Regions from separate parts of the Homo sapiens genome. Here regions 1 and 2 are each linked to region 3. The links are chromatin contacts, found by Hi-C or POLR2A ChIA-PET in ENCODE. All regions are on one chromosome and are shown on one strand. Each heading gives the region's core, a stretch centred on a gene start or an enhancer-like site at or near the end of the contact. The rest is flanking DNA. Distances are from core to core; before and after follow the strand shown.

The links. Hi-C counts contacts between places; a loop is a spot of excess contacts on that map. ChIA-PET counts read pairs that join two places held with the same protein, here RNA polymerase II (POLR2A). Pooled maps may share reads with other maps.
Region 1: a pooled map shows a loop between it and region 3 (6-fold over the local background). The contact joins the promoter of SLC35E1 here to the promoter of FCHO1 in region 3. A Hi-C loop is called at or near these places in 3 of 37 single-sample maps with no recorded cell type and 7 of 50 pooled maps. POLR2A ChIA-PET finds 5 or more read pairs at or near these places in 1 of 52 experiments (activated CD4-positive, alpha-beta T cell).
Region 2: a loop to region 3 is called in a map with no recorded cell type, with 16 times the contacts of the local background. The contact joins the promoter of HSH2D here to the promoter of FCHO1 in region 3. A Hi-C loop is called at or near these places in 1 of 37 single-sample maps with no recorded cell type and 2 of 50 pooled maps. POLR2A ChIA-PET finds 5 or more read pairs at or near these places in 1 of 52 experiments (GM12878).

The regions. Positions count from the first base shown.
Region 1 is chr19:16,570,549-16,574,376 of GRCh38, reverse strand. It overlaps SLC35E1 (solute carrier family 35 member E1), which reads left to right and starts at 1,962. Exons shown (of 6, transcript NM_024881.5): 1 at 1,962-2,433; 2 at 2,795-2,865. The coding sequence starts at 2,013. It overlaps LOC105372295 (a long non-coding RNA gene), which reads right to left and starts at 1,827. Exons shown (of 3, transcript XR_936360.3): 1 at 1,569-1,827. RefSeq lists enhancers at 1,656-1,745, 1,053-1,927 and silencers at 1,846-2,065, 2,196-2,305, 2,466-2,595.
Region 2 is chr19:16,141,451-16,144,934 of GRCh38, reverse strand. HSH2D (hematopoietic SH2 domain containing) reads right to left here and starts at 1,250. Exons shown (of 6, transcript NM_001382417.1): 1 at 1,161-1,250. RefSeq lists enhancers at 848-897, 908-987, 1,128-1,387, 1,468-1,627, 1,115-1,809 and 2 more.
Region 3 is chr19:17,749,142-17,752,976 of GRCh38, reverse strand. FCHO1 (FCH and mu domain containing endocytic adaptor 1) reads right to left here and starts at 1,500. Exons shown (of 29, transcript NM_015122.3): 1 at 1,400-1,500. FCHO1-AS1 (FCHO1 antisense RNA 1) reads left to right here and starts at 1,580. Exons shown (of 5, transcript XR_007067152.1): 1 at 1,580-1,761; 2 at 2,227-2,319; 3 at 3,614-3,694.

The DNA.
Region 1 (3,828 bases), core at 713-3,212, 1.2 Mb after region 3:
TCTTACCCATATCTGCTTAATTTCACAAATGAAGAAACAGCTACACCTTAAGACATGCAGTCTCACAGGGCAAACCAAAGGTTCCTTCCAGCCTGTAAGACTACAGTCAGTCCAGAGCCAGTTTGAGAGCTAGCAGGGATTCCTGGCAAAAGCTTGGTGCAGAACACACTCCCCTCCCCAACAAAAGGCCATGGGCAAAGTGGCTTTGAAGGCAGGATGAGGTTGAACCCAGGCCTACCACCCACCAGCTGTGTGGCTCTGAGCTCATCTCTTCACTCCTGTGCACATGTCCCCATTTGGGGGGTGAGAATACCCCAGAGTTGTGAGAACTAAAACACAAAGCATGTCAGTGTGTCAGTGGAAGTATCTGACACTCAGCTGTGCTGTAGGGTGCCTATAGTTATACTTTCCTAATTTCACTGTGCCTATGTTTAACAGCTCTGCTGAGACATGGTGTCCCAAGGATGTGACTTTACTCTGATCCACAGAGGGTACAGCTGGAGGATATTAGGGTGCAGAGCTTGGCCTCCTATCAGCATCTCTAGAGTTTTGGGATAGGTTGCAGCTCCCCACTACCCCTGCCTGCAGGGACTACCATGCCTGTGTCCATGTATCCAGAAGGGCCTAGGGCCTTTGAGAATGCAAGGATAAGCTAAGATACCTTCCAACATTTGGGGAGCCAAGTTGGGTTGCTGCTTTCTACTTTTCTTTGAGACTGGGTCTCGCTCTGTCACCCAGGCTGCAGTGCAGTGGCGCCATCATAGCTCACTGGAACCTTGACCTGGGCTCAAGCCGATCCACCCACCTCAGTCTCCCTAGTAGTGGGTACCACAGGCGTGCGCCACCACGCCTGGCTAATTTTTGTATTTTTTGCAAAGATGAGGTTCTGCCATGTTATCGATGCCACGATCTCCAACTCCTGAGCTCAAGCAATCCGCCCACCTTGGCCTCCCAAAGTGCTGGGATTCCAAGCTTGACTCACTGCACCCAGCCGGTTGCTGCTTCTAATTTGACAAGTAAAAACACTGTAACGGAATTTTAACACCCTTTCCCCGAAAAAGTTGGAGGCACACGATGTGGAGAACAAATTATAGCCCTTGAATTAGTATAAGATCATCTTACTGAAAACCTCGTCCTGTTTTCCTCCACTGGGGCCTCCTGGGGCTGGTCCATCCCGGCTGGTCCTTGGACATCAGCCGTCAGGGCCCGGCACCTCCCCCTTCTGCAGAGCCTTGGAGACAGGTGTCCAAGGACGCTACCATGACCACGGTCCCCAGTGTGGCCAGGAAGCCTAAGACAAGTCGCTTCCCCATTCTGGACTTCGGTCTGTGAAATGCGGACAGTGATACCTACCGCACCGCGTTCCTAGGATTCAGTGGGATGATACCAGGGCCACGCCCGAGAACTGCGCACGTCGCGGTGGTTTCCAGAACATGATTCCAGGGATCGGGTGCTCCGGGATAGTCCCACTGCCAGAGTTTGGCCACGAGCGTGCGCCCCCAGTTTGCAGAGCGAGTTTAGCCCAAGAGCTTTTCACAAATGGTTTCTTTCCCTAAAAGGCCTTTTACCTTTGGTGTCAGCCGCCGCCAGCCATCAGGAATCAGGAATCTAGTTAGCGGTTGCCCTTGTATCCCTGGTCGAGGCCCTGATGTTTGGCCCACGCACAGACGCCGACGCTGCGAAGCCCTCCGCGCTTCTGTTCGCCCGTCCCGTTCGAGCTCCGGCTCCCGGTCACTGGGACCGCCCACGTCTCAGGTGGCACAGCTTGGACGCAGGTCTGTGTCCCCTTCTTCCGCTTCCGGCCTCGGCTCCGCCGGAAGCGCATCTACAGTGGACTGGGCCTGCACTCGAGACGTGGTGGCTGGCGCGTCGGCCGGCGCGGAGGGATGACGCGAGGAGGCAGCGACCAATGGGAAACGGCGTAGACCGGGGCGCCTGCCCCCCCGCCCAGCCCCGCCCCCGCCCGGCGTCGGGCCGTCGGACGGGCTGGAAGGGGCGGCCGCTCGGGCAGGATGGCGGCGGCCGCGGTGGGCGCGGGCCACGGCGCGGGGGGCCCGGGCGCAGCGAGCAGCAGTGGTGGGGCGCGCGAGGGCGCGCGGGTGGCGGCGCTGTGCCTGCTGTGGTACGCGCTGAGCGCGGGCGGCAACGTGGTCAACAAGGTGATCCTGAGCGCCTTCCCGTTCCCGGTGACCGTGTCGCTGTGCCACATCCTGGCTCTGTGCGCTGGGCTCCCGCCGCTGCTGCGCGCCTGGCGCGTGCCCCCCGCGCCGCCCGTCTCGGGCCCCGGACCCAGTCCGCATCCGTCGTCCGGCCCGCTGCTGCCGCCGCGCTTCTACCCGCGCTACGTGCTACCGCTCGCCTTCGGCAAGTACTTCGCGTCCGTGTCAGCGCACGTCAGCATCTGGAAGGTGCCCGTGTCCTATGCACACACCGGTAGGTTCCGCGCCCGGCCTCGGGGGCGGCGGCCGGGCCCGCCGCTTCGGGTTTGGGCGCATGGATAGGAGTGCGCCGCCCGGGGCGCGTCCCGCCGGACTGAGAAGTCAGCAGAGGGGCTGCCAAGGGTTTGGTAGGGGAGGGACACGCACGGGGTTCTCAGGGAGAAGAGGAGCTGAGAAGAGAGCTGAGAGGTAAGCAGGACAGACCACAACAGCCGTGGCAGGAGGAAGCCCTACCGAAAGAGAAGGGGCGAAGAGGTGTGAGGGGCTGCCAGGCCCTCCCATCCCGCCGTGGAGGTGGAACAGGTTGGGCCCTGAAATTCAGGCAGCCCCCTGAGTGCCCATCCCTCTCTTTGCAGTCAAGGCCACCATGCCCATCTGGGTGGTCCTCCTGTCCCGGATCATTATGAAGGAGAAGCAGAGCACCAAGGTAACCCCGGGCAGGGACTCTGGGCAGATGGGAGCTCCAGGGGGTTCCTCCCTGTTGCCAACTGGTGACGTGGTCAGGATCCTGGTCTGCAGGCTGCCTGGCTTCCCGTCAAATAGGGAAGTCAGTGTAGAGGTCTCCAGTGGCCTTTTACTACTCAAGTTCTAGAATCACCCTGTGAGCAGTGGTGTGTGGAGTATGTGTCCCTCTGTGATCTCTGCTGTGTGGTCTTAGGAACACTGTTGTCCCTTTCAGATCCAATTTTCCTCCCCGTTTTGATTCCCTACCTGGGTTTGCTGGTAGGTGATGGGTTGGTCACATCTTGGCCATACACCCCATGTGTGGCCTTTCCAGTGGGACTAGGGATGGATGGATCAGAACGCTGTCGGTTAGGTGTTCACTTTTTTTTTTTTTTTTTTGAGACGGAGTTTTACTCTTGCCCAGCCTGAAGTCCAGTGACACAATCTCAGCTCACTGCAACCTCCGCCTCCCAGGTTCAAGCAGTTCTCCTGCCTCAGCCTCTCAAGTAGTTGGGACTACAGACGTGCACTACCACACCTGGCTAATTTTTTTGTATTTTTAATAGAGACAGGGTTTCACCATGTTGCCAGGCTGGTCTCAAACTCCTGACCTCAAGTGATCCGTCCGCCTCAGCCTCCCAAAGTGCTGGTATTACAGGCGTCAGCCACTGCACTTGGCTAGGTTTTCACTTCTTGACAAGAGATTTCTGTCAGGGGACCTCTGGGATCAGAAGCCAGACGCGATCCAAGGAGTTCGATCTTGGCAAAATCCAGCAAAGTCTTAGAAATTAAAACAGCCAGAAGTTGTGATGGTCTGGGAACGGAAGCGAAAGTGGCACACAGGACTCAGGGCTGCATAAGGAGGATGCTTTGGGCACAGTCCAAATTCTGTTCAAGATGCCAAGCCAGGGTATTTCCTGGCTTGGGGCAAGAATAGCCATGGCTT
Region 2 (3,484 bases), core at 1-2,500, 1.6 Mb after region 3:
AGATCACGAGGTCAGGAGATTGAGACCATCCTGGCTAACATGGTGAAACCCCGTCTCTACTAAAAATACGAAAAATTAGCTGGGTGTGGTGGCGGGCGCCTGTAGTCTCAGCTACTTGGGAGGCTGAGGCAGGAGAATGGCGTGAACTCGGGAGGCAGAGCTTGCAGTGAGCTGAGATCGAGCCACTGCACTCCAGCCTGGGCGACAGAGCAAGACTCCGTCTCAAAAAAAAAAAAAAAAAAAAAAAAGAGCCTAGAATTCGACCCAGATGGCCTGGGTTCAAACCCTAGCTCGCCCACTTAGCCGCTGTGTGACCTCAGATAAGTCACTTAATGGCTCTCTGTCCCTGTATTTCTGTCTTTAATTTGGGAATAATGATATTTACCTAGGAAAGTTTAGCTAGCACTGTGTATATATAGAGATATATATACAATATTCATGAATCCAGTTGTGACCTATCATGGGGTAATGTTTACAGGCTTATTCTTTTTTTTTACTTGGAAGAGCTCCTATTTATCCTTCAAAACCCAGTAAAAATGTCCCCTCCTCCAGGCAGCTTTCCTGCATCTCCCCCCAGACAACACCCTGGCACCCCTCTCTGTCCCCAACGTTCCCCCCTGTTCCTCTCTCTGGTCCAGCCATGACTCCATGGAGCTAGAGTGTCTTTATCTTGCTCTGTCTCCACCAGCCTGAGGGCCTCCTAGGGATCAGGGCTTAGGGCTAGGTTCCTGTGTTGTTGTTTTTTTCTGTGTCCTGGTGCTGGCCTGGCACAGAGGAGGGTGCAAGGGTCTTTGCTGGTGAACAGCTATCTAGTGATGAAAGACCGCATGCTCAAATTCAAGCTCCTGACCCTGGCCTGGGAGCCTCCTCTACTTCCCCGCTACCCACATTCTAGACCTAAAGACATCCTTGCTCTCTCTCTCTTGCCTCTCCATACCTTTGCTCATGCTGTTGTCTTGCCAAGACCCCCTTTTCCCTAACTCCAGCTCCATTTTCCATTTGTGGTCACCACAAATACCCCCTCCTCCACGAAGCTCTCCCCCATGCCCCTAGAAAATCCCTCCTGCCACCCCAGGCCCCACTAGCCCTGTCCCTCCTTCTGGCCTAGCCCAGCCCCCACGTTCTGTCTCCTCGAGGGCTGAGGCTCTTGGGTCACATACCTGGGAGACCCTTGGATGGCCGAGGCCCTCGCTGTAGCTGTGCCAGTGCCTGCAGGAGCCTGGGTTTCGATTCAAGGTCTGCACGTCAATGGGGCGGGGCTGGCTGCCCCGAGGCAGTTCCTGTTTCCTCAAGCAGGTGAGCCCTGGGGGCGGAACAAGGACAGCTCAAGTCACCCTGTCTGCAGTCCAACAAAGCATCTGGTGCCACAGGTGCAGAGACAGCTTGCTCCTGTCTTGCCCCCAGCAAGTTGTTATTGAGCACCTACTGTGTGCCTGCTGTTTGGAGGACACAGGGGTGACACGGAGACAGGTGCAGGCCCCCTGACTCCTGGCATCTATAATCTATCAAGCAGTGAAGAGGAGTGAGACATCATTACAAAGGGAGAACGGGGAACGGGTGCGGTGGCTCACACCTGCAATCCCAGCACTTTGACAGGCTGAGGCAGGCGGATCACTTGAGGTCAGGAGTTTGAGACCAGCCTGGCAAACATGGCAAAACCCCGTCTCTATTAAAATACGAAAATCAGCCGGGTGTGGCGGCGCACGCCTGTAATCCCAGCTACTCAGGAGGCTGAGGCACAAGAATTGCTTGAACCCGGGAGGCGGAGGTTGCAGTGAGCAGAGATCGCACCATTGCACTCCAGCCTGGGCAACGGAGTGAGACTCCTTCTCAAAACAAAAACAAAAGCAACAAAGGGGGAACAGAAACTGGGCGCGGTGGCTCACGCCTGTAATCCCAGCACTTTGGGAGGCCGAGGCGGGTGGATCATTTGAGGCCAGGAGTTTGAGACCAGGCTGGCCAACATGGTAAAACCCTGTCTCTACTAAAAATACAAAAATTAGGCGTGGTGGCGGGTGCCTGTAATCCCAGCTACTCAGGAGGCTGATGCAAGAGAATCGCTTGGACCAGGGACGCAGAGGCTGCAGTGAGCCGAGATCACGCCACTGCACTTTAGCCTGGATGACAGAGGGAAATTCTGTCCCCCGCAAAACAAACAAACAAAAAAACACCAGCTGGGTGCGGTGGCTCATGCCTGTAATCCCAGCACTTTGGGAGGCCAAGGTGGGCAGATCATTTGAGGTCAGGAGTTCGCGACCAGCCTGACCAACATGGAGAAATCCCGTCTCTACTAAAACTGCAAAATTAGCCCGGCGTGGTGACACATGCCTGTAATCCCAGCTATTTGGGAGGCTGAGGCAGGAGAATCGCTTGAACCCGGGAGGTGGAGGTTGCGGTTTGCTGAGATCTCACCACTGCACTCCAGCCTGGGCAGCGAGAGTGTAACTCCGTCTCAAACAAAACAAAACCAACGAAAACCAAACAAAACAAAACAAAAAAACAAAAAACCCCAAACAAACAAAAAAATCCAAAGGGGAAACAGGAAGTGGGAACAGCAGTTGCACAAACCCACAGAGGTGACCTAACTGACGTGAAGGAAGGGGCATTTGAGGGTGAGAAGGAATCATCTTGATTTGGGGAGTGCGTAGTGCAGAAAGAGTATATTTTTTTGTAGAGATGGGGTCTTGCTATATTGCCCAGGCTGGGGGAGGGAAGAGCAGGCACAAAGGCCTTGAAACTGAATTGAGCCTGGACAGGCTGGGGTCTCATGGCACGCATAGGTCCACACCAGGACTTCCTCCATTATAAAATATTTTAAAATATTTTTATTAATTGACTAACCTATTTTAGAGACAGAGTTTCACTCTGTCACTCAGGCTGGAGTGCAGTGGTATGATCATAGCTCACTGCAGTCTTGAACTGCTGGACTCAAGTGATCCTCCTGCCTCAGGCTCCCAAGTAGCTGGGACTACAGGCACACACCACCACACCTGACTAATTAAAAAAATATTTTTTTTGGAGATGGGATCTTGCTGTGTTGCCCAGGCTGGTCTCAAACTCCTGGGGCTCAAGCGATCCGCCCACCTTGGTTCAAGTGACTCTCCTGCCTCAGCCTCCTGAGTAGCTGGGATTAGAGGTGCCCACCAACACGCCTGGCTAATGTTTGTATTTTTAGTAGAGACAAGGTTTCACTATGTTGGCCAGGCTGGTCTCAAACTCCTGACCTCAGGTGATCCACCCGCCTCAGCCTCCCAAAGTGCTGGGATTACAGGTGTGGGCCGCCGTGCCAGCTTAAAATTCTATTTTACAACTGTGTTGGCATTAAGACCGATGTGGTCCAGGCTGGATTCCTTATTGTATATTTATTATTAGGATGTTCAGTTTTTTTTCTTCTGATTTTAAATAAGCTGAAGCCCTTTGGGAAGTCCCACACAGCACTTGGGTCCTGGGTGCAGGCCCTGTGTGCCTAACAGATTGGCCAGCT
Region 3 (3,835 bases), core at 251-2,750:
CCGAGTAGCTGAGACTACAGGCTCACGCCTGAATAATTTTTGTATTAAGTTTTTTTTATTTTTTTATTTTTTCTGGAGACAGGTTCTTGCTCTGTCACCCAGGCTGGAGTGTGCAGTGGCATGATCACAGCTCATGGCAGCCTCGACTTCCCAGGCTCAAGTGATCCTCCCATCTCAGCCACCCGAGTAGCTGGGACTACATGTCTAACTAATTAAAAATAAATTTTTTTTTTTTTTTTTGTAGAGACTAGGTCTCACTAGTGTGGCCCAGGCCAGTCTCGAACTCCTGAGCTCAAGCCATCCTCCTGCCTGGGACCCCCAAAGTGCTGGGATTACAGCCATGAGCCACAACCCCTGGCCTTAATTTTTGTATTAATTTTTGTATTAATGTTAAACCAAGTAAAATTAAATACAATTGGCTGGGCGCAGTGGCTCACGCCTGTAATCCCAGCACTTTGGGAGGCCGAGGTGGGTGGATCACTTGAGGTCAGGAGTTCGAGACCTGCCTGGCCAACATGGTGAAACCCCATCTCTACCAAAAAATATAAAAATCAGCAGGGCGTGGTGGCACACACCTGTAGTCCCAGCTACTTGGGAGGATGAGGCAGGAGAATCACTTGAACCTGGGAGGCGGAGGTTGTAGTGAGCCAAGATTGCCCCACTGCACTCCAACCTGGTTGAAAGAGTGAGATTCTGTCTTAAAAAAATAATAATTAAATACATACATACATACATACATACATACATACAATTATATGCCCAGCTCCTCAGCTGTGCCAGCCTCTCTTCCAAGGCTCAGTAGCTACATGGGGCTGATGGCTGCTGTATTGGATGGCCAACATTGTTCTAGAAGATCCCAGGAACCAAGGAGCCCAAGTTCCCCAGAAACCAAGAATCTCACTACTGTTTTCACAGTTTCAATTAGATTGCCTCACCCCACCTCTGGCAGACAGATACACATGGAGCACCAGTATGTGTGCGACCCTGTACCCAACTATTCACACGCATCTGCTCATCCAATCTTCATGCCATGCCCTCAGAGGCAACCCCAACTTTATGAAGGAAACCGAGGCACAGAGAGATCAATCATTGGTCCCGGCTGACTGTGATTTTGCCCCTGGTCTGTCTGCCAATGACCTCCTGTTTGAAACCATCACGCGTGGCTCTCTGGGTTTCCAAGCTCCCCTTGCCGCCCCCCTAACCCAAACCACCACTCACAGCTGGAATGGGGGACGGGGGGCAGGGCAACGGGTGGCCCCATGCAGGCTTTGGCCAGCCCAGGAAGTGACACCTGCTACTTCTCCTGAAACCCAGGCTCCGGGCAGGGGGGCCTCCCCTCTGTTCCTGAGGGGGGCCAAGGCGAGATGATGGGTATCTACTGGCCAGGGCTCAAACTCACCGGACAGGGTAGCGAGTGGGATGGGGCCCCTGTCTGACGGGGCAGGCGCCAGGAGACAGCCACGAGGCCACTTCCGTCAGCACCAAGTTGGAGGCTTGTGTGCATGGGTTGGGGGGGGGACAGGAAGCTCACCCCGCCCCGCCTACCATCCAACCGCCACCTTTCCTCCCCCGCCCGATCAGCACCCATGGGACCTCCCTGGAACCACACAGGCCATGGGTGAGTAAACAAGAGGCGCTTGAACCTGGAGCCCCCCGGCCTGAACCTGGAGCTGTTCTTACCGAACAAATATTAATCATGGCAATTGGGAAATAACTGAGCACCAACCCTGGCCCAGGCATTCAACATCTTGCCATCCTGAGGTAGGCCGATACCCACTTCACAGACTGGGCAAACTGAGGCTCAGAGAGGGAAATGCGCTCAGAAAGGGGAAGACATGGCCAGGCGCGGTGGCTCACGCCTGTAATCCCAGCACTTTGAGAGGCCAAGGTGGGTGGATCACGAGGTCAAGAGGTTGACACTATCCTGGCCAACACGGTGAAACCCCGTCTCTACTAAAAATACAAAAATTAGCTGGGCGTGGTGGCCCATGCCTGTAGTCCCAGCTACTCAGGAGGCTGAGGCAGGAGAATCACTTGAACCCGGGAGGTGGAGGTTGCAGTGAGCCAGAGGTTGCAGTGAGCCGAGATTGCGCCACTGCACTCCAGCCTGGCGACAGAGCGAGACTCCATCTCAAAAAAAAAAAAAAAAGAAAAGAAAGGGGAAGACATTTTTGCATTCATGAGCGCTTTCCTTCACTACAAAAGAAATTTAAAATTATATTTTAGGTGGTGGCTGATGCCTGGAATCCCAGCACTTTGGGAGGCCGAGGCAGGTGGATTGCTTGAGCCCAGGAGTGCGAGAACAGCCTGGGCAACATGGTAAAACCCCGTCTCTACTAAAAATACAAAAGTTAGCTGGGTGGGGTGGCATATGCCTGTAATCCCAGCTACTCGGGAGGCTGAGGCAGGAGAATCGCTTGAACCCAGGAGATGGAGGTTGCAGTGAGCGGAGATCGAGCCACTGCACTCCAGCCTGGGTGACAGAGAGAGACTCTGTCTCAAAAACAAAACAAAACAAAACTGTATTTTACAACTACATTGACATAAAGACAAATATATTAATATTATACACAAAAATGTTTCCTTCAACCCAAGAGTTCATTTTTTTCCCTTTGGATTTTAAAAGAAGTGAAAACATCAACCTAGGGACCCCTAAAAGCACTGTGAGCCTGAGACACTGGGCATTTTGGGTCTGATGGAGAAGTCAGCCCTGCTAGAACCCAAGTCTCCCAGCCTGTACAGTACCAGCACAAAGCCCAGAGATGGCCGGAGACTTGCCCAAGGTTACACAGCACATTGCCAGCTGACTCAGAGGTCCCCATCCTGCCTTCCCGGCACCAAGTCTTGCAAACCTGGGGCTGAGACATGTGAGCAGCCCCAGAACAGATAAAACAAAGCAGGAACCACATCAGCAACAAAGGCAAGACCCGAGCTCCCATCCTGGGAATCGAGTGGTGCCTGGCTGGGTGTCCGGAGCCGCTGACGTCTTGCCTGATGACCTTGGGCCACTCCTGACCTTCCACGATCTGGCTTCCAGGATCCTGGGAAACAGGATCTCACATTTCCCTCTCTCTTGGACCCCAGTGTATGTACAGTAGGGCCAGTAGCAAGGGTTTTCTCATCCTTCCCACGGACCAGTCACTTGGTTCAAGCAGGTACCATGCTGTTTCAATGACCCACTATGTCATGTCTCCCCTCTTGGCCTCGCCACCTGGGCTGCGATCACAGACAATCTGGCTTGATTCTCGTCACCACACCTCAAGGCAGTATCTTATCTCAACCAGCACCACGATGGGGAAACTGAGACACGTGCCCCAGGTCACACAGTGACTCGGGCCACCAAGTGGGAATCTGAGCCAGGGATTCTCAGAAATTTTCTGTCCTCCCCATGGGTCCCCTCCCTCTTCCTCACTTCATTTGGCAAACATCTATTGAATGCCTACTGTGTACCCAACTTTCCCAGGTGCTGGAGTCTCCTCAGGCAATGCCTTTGATAGACTCCCCCTTCCCCTCCCTCCTCCTGGTCAGCTGTGACCCGATTTAAAGAGCACTAATACTGTCATTAATATTATAATAATCATGTCTGTATTTACAGAGCTTCCTCCTCCCACAGACTCCTCCCATCTTCCCAGAGGAATTCAGCCCATTTCACAGAAGAACAAACAAAGGCACCAAGGGAAAAACACACACACAGGTAGAGGCAAATTCAAACCTGGGGGTGTCAGACTCCCAGCCCCATGCCCACCACTGGGAGGGCGCTCCAAGGGACAGGGAATGAGCTGGCCTGGCAACTCCCACCCCCTCCTGCCCAGGACCTCGCCCGAGAACAGGTTCA